Linked DNA regions of Homo sapiens: region 1 is linked to region 2. The links are chromatin loops, found by intact Hi-C in ENCODE. Cell type or tissue: Caco-2. All regions are shown on one strand.

The links. Peaks named below come from ENCODE experiments on the same cell type or tissue, not always from the same donor. Only the 100,000 strongest peaks of a DNase experiment are listed, where the experiment ranks them.
Region 1: it touches region 2 in a loop (7-fold over the local background); 2 of 110 quality-filtered maps call a loop at or near these places.

Annotation. Positions count from the first base shown.
Region 1 is chr2:33,032,423-33,034,922 of GRCh38, forward strand. The region is part of intron 3 of LTBP1 (latent transforming growth factor beta binding protein 1); the gene reads left to right. Among named protein-coding and RNA genes, the nearest start is that of LTBP1, 87 kb to the left of the region's middle. In Caco-2, a CTCF peak has its summit at 1,318; no DNase peak of the experiment used is centred here.
Region 2 is chr2:32,803,848-32,806,347 of GRCh38, forward strand. All of the region lies in intron 16 of TTC27 (tetratricopeptide repeat domain 27), which reads left to right. Among named protein-coding and RNA genes, the nearest start is that of LINC00486, 20 kb to the right of the region's middle. In Caco-2, no CTCF peak of the experiment used is centred here; a DNase peak (open chromatin) is centred at 1,484.

The DNA.
Region 1 (2,500 bases), 230 kb after region 2:
GATATCAACTTCCGTGTATCTTCTCTGTGTTTTTCTTGCTACACTAGGAGTGATCCACTCACCTATATTCCTCCTCCTTTAGGTGACAGAAGTCCTACATCTTGATTATCCTGTATTGGTGAACTGGAAAGGAACCTTGGGTAATCACACACAGATGTATAATAACCAACAGGTTGTTAGGCTCTAAATGTCTTCCTAGCTGGACTGCATTCTCATTAGTTATTATTTAAAATAATATAAAATAAGTAACAGTATGACACAAAAATTGCATATGTATTTGATACTATTAATAAAGCAGTTTTTGTTTCAGACTTATATTCATTTAATTTAGCTATTAAGGTCTAAAGTTGCTAGGAAAGTTTTTGTGATTTGCTTTGTGAAGTAGTGTAGTAACATGCTGCTTGATAAAAATAATGGTAATTGCCTTTCACAGAATCAGAAATGCTTTTCATACCTAGTGAGGAAATGCTATACTTCTTTTAAAAAACTTACATATCCATATCAGCTTTATGTTCAGATTAATTTAGGATGTTCATAAAAAACAAGGATTTGATCAAGCTCAGCTTTATGTTCAAATAATTTAGGATGTTCATGAAAAACAAGGATTTGATCAAGCTCCATTAGGAAGTCTTTGACAAGAAACCAAAAGAAATGATTGGGACTTTCAATTTCACATGTATTTGTTGAATATTTACTGTGTGCCAGGCAGTGTGCTAGCAGCCAAACTAAATAGTCTTTAGTTTCAATGAATAATTGATAACTGGAATGTTTCTTCCATCATTTCTAGTGTAAGTGGTTTTTTTTTTCATTTTTAGTAGAGAGCTATATTTTCATAGGACAAAACATGTAATACTGTCCCCTCTGTTGATATTAAGTCAGATATTTTATCTGTTCAGTCAAAGCCCAGTTCTGGTGTTAATGGGCCTGGATTTAATTAATTAAAGGATTAACTTACTGTATCATTACCTGTGTGCACCAGGCACCCTTCTGAATTGCAGACAGCATGTAGGAAGATCTAACTAAACTTTAACCTTACAAGTACAAACCACTTCTAGGTGTTCTCAGGTGTGAACAATCAGATGCAAGCGGGAAAGAGATCAGAAACACTGACAATAATAATGCATGAAATAATAGCTCCTGTAGAGTTTTAGAAGAAAGGGTTGAGCTGACTATGGTGGGGGAAAAAAGGGACTTTTTTTTTTTTTTAATGTGTGTGATGTTCTACAGAAACAGCAATCTGAAAGCTAACTGGCTGCAGCTGGATGGACTTTCTTTTGTATGGAGACGCTGCCTCTAGTGTTTAGGAAAAAATGCACACTAGAAAATAGTGCAACATTATGGTGCCATCTGTCTTGAAAATGAATTATTTTTTATTGTCTGCTTTATAGTAGTTCCCAGACAAAACTTGAAAAAACTTCAACTAGCTTTGGTGCTATTTTGCGTATGGACAGTTTCAGCAGGCAGAAGCCTTTAAAGTTGTATTTCAAAGCGCCTCAGGAGTTATCGATGTGATGTGATGAGACTGTTTGCCATATAAGCCTCTCAAGAGGCCACAGCCCTAACCCCCTCCCCGGCTCCCTGGGGGACAGGAGAGCAGATGGAGTCGTGTTTGCATCATTCACCGTCCTAATTGGGTTTGTGACTGGCTGTTAGGGCATCTTTCTCTCAGATGGCATTTTCTTCTTTAATTCAAAGTTTCACTTTCTCCTTAGCAGCGTTCTGGATTGTTTTTGAGGGAATGATGGCATGGATACGCAAATCTACAGAGTTAGAAGAAAGAGACGAGACTTGAAGGATTGTTGTTCTAAAAAAAAAAAAAAGGCTAAAATGCATTTATTTCTCAGACTTCTTTAGAATAAGTGCAAATGAAAAAGAATACTGAAAACATTTTCAGAACCCATGAAAACACTTGTCGGTATTAATATAATTAAGGTATTTAAGTTTAAATGTTTAAAGCTGATCTTTGAGGTGTTTTAGCTGGGCTTCTACTTGAAATTTTGTAGTGTGAATGTATATCAACTATTTATAAACTAGCTGAAGGGAGTTAAGCTATTAATGTTTGGATTTTAAAATCTATAAGGATCAGAAAATGGGTTTTGTATTCCATATCATCTAGAATGATGACAGGCCTGGAAGCATAGGACAGAGCTGGCACATTTTCAAAGGAATTCTTCCCTGGTCTGGATACTATAATGAGCACAACTGCATTTTGGTGGATTTATTATATACAGTACACAACATATATAACCATTTGGAAGTTGGGTTTGCTTTCTGGTTAGAGGTGCACTGGTTATAGCTGATTATGTATAGGGTTTGAAATAGCATCTGGTTAAAAATTTGAGGGGCTGACATTTCCTCTCAGAGACTGGTGAAAATGAATAAATACGCAATATGGAAATATCCATGCCAATCAATTAGTAGAAGGGTTTAAATAAAAAAAAAAGGATGCAATTTGAACATTTACGATTATGCCAGTGGGCAGCAGGTGGCAAGCTTTGCT
Region 2 (2,500 bases):
ATACAAAGAATTAGCCAGGTGTGGTGGCATGCATCTGTAGTCCCAGCTACTCGGGAGGCTGAGGCATGAGAATCGCTTGAACTCTGGCATTGGAGGTTGCAGTGAGCCGAGATTGTGCCACTGCACTCCAGCCTGGGCGACAGAGCGAGACTCCATCTCAATTAAAAAAAAAAAAAAGAAAAAAATGCAAATTTCTTAGAAAGGAAATATATTTAGTCAATAAACATTTGGAAATGTTTAAGGAAATGGAAAAGTTTAACTTAACTAATAATGAAAGAAACATAGTTCAGAATAATAGCTGTATATACCTTTTGTAGAATAAAATATCAAAGATTAAAAAATTTTATATACTCAGTGCTGGTAATATGCAATTAAATGACATTTTCATACACAGTACTATTCATTGGCACCTAATTTGATTTAGCTCTTTTAGAGAATACCTCATTTATCTCGAGTCTTAAAATATTTATTCTCTTAACTCCATAATTCCATTCCTGGAATTCTAACCTAAGGAAAGGTTCAGTAATAAAAAAGTCTTTAGGCACAAAGATATGCACTAAAGTGTTTTATTTATACTACTACTGATAATGGTGGCAGCACATGGAAACAGCCTAGTGATCTAAGCGCAGGGGAATTGCTAAATAGATTATGGTCTATCAGTCCAGTGGAATATCTTGAATCTATCAAAATACTATACTTAAAGGGTATGTGGAAAACATGAAAAAAATTCTATAGCCTAATGTTACAGTGAAAAAGGAAGATAAAACAGTTTACATAATATTATATTATAAAACTTACACATAATAAAAAGATTAGAAAGAAATTTACTCTGTTAGTAATGTTTGTGATTGGCCGATGGACCCAATAAGCATAATGTTACAGTGAAAAAGGAGATAAAACAGTTTATATAGTATTATAATATAAAACTTACATATAATAAAAAGATTAGAAAGAAATTTATTCTAATGTTAGTAGTGTTTGTGATTGGCCGATGAACCCAATAAGAATTTTCTTTTTTAAATTTTGTATTAGCTCTGACATGGGGGAAATTCTAATTTTAAAAAAAAATTACAAAAACAAAACCCATTCTGGTTCTGGTTGATTCGAGATTTAGCAAAGAAATGATAAAAGTTACTAGCATACATATTTCATAAAAGAGAAACCTTTCCAATGTAAAAGAACTTAATAGAAAGGAAGAAAGAGGAGAGGGGAGCTGTGCTTTGTAAATTGATGTAGCAAATGCTTGATAACAGGATCCAGGACTCAGACTGAATTCAGATTCAAGCCTGAAGCCTGCTTTCCCTCGGTATGACCTGGGAGAGGTTCTTCAGCTCCTCTGTGCTCCAGTTTGTTCATCTGCACAATGCACATAAAAATAGCATCATCCTCATAGGGTTGCTGGGTGGGTTACATGTGCTCACAGAGCATGTGGCACATAGGAAGGGCTATATATGTAAGAGGTGTTATCTGCCTCATTGTTTTCATCTCCTCATCCTTATCTAAGCTCAGGAGTCACAGGTCACTGGTGATCAGAATCCAGCTTCATGACTCACTTGCTGTGTAACCATGAGAAAGTTTGTTTTACCTCTTTAAGCCTCAGGTTTTTTATTTGTAAAGTAGGGGTAATAAAGTACCTGCTTCCTAGGGTTATTGTGAGAATTTAATGAAATCGGGTAGGTCACGTGCTTAGCACAGGGTTTGGCACAAAGCGAGTGCTCACAGCAGAAGTAGTAGGGAGGTATCAAGAGCTGACACCATGGTGGTGAATTCTGTTTGAGTTCTGTTTTGAACCATGAGGAAACATGGAAGTAAGCTAACAGGCAGGGCAGTACAGTGAGTGAGCCAGCAATGTGGTGTTACTGTCCACTTCCAACAGAGTAAGGTAGTTGAGGATCAATGATAATTGTAATAGTTTATATGTTTATATTGCTTCACACTTTTCAAACCTCTTACCTGTATATTGGCCCCTTTGATGGAACAGTTCTGTAATGTAGTGGACAGAAAGCCTGTGCTCATTACTGCTATTTACCAGGCTCCTAGTCCCTTCCCCATGTTCATGACCTACTTCAGCAACTATGTATCCTCCTCTCCATTCTAGATCTAGCTGATCTTGATACTTGGTGTTTAGGTAGATAATATCTCCAGTACTTTGGACATAACAGAGGCCTTAGTCTTTATTTCAGTGACAACCCATCCCTGTGGCTATATCTTGGGTCCTGTTTCCCCAAGAGTCATTCCACCTCTAAAATCTTAAACTTCAATTTTCTACTCTTGAGCCACTTATTACATATGTAGTAATTTATAGTTTTGACTTGTTGCTGATAGGTTAATTACTTATAACAATTTACATGTAACAGTGGGTAAAAACATTCACCTATTTAAATTTTTTTTCACTTTTGATGAGGCAAAGGGGTATAGTGCTGGTAAATTTGTAGACTACCCAAGAGGAAATTGTACTCATGGGTGATTCATTTAATCAAAGAAATACTATCGTAACACT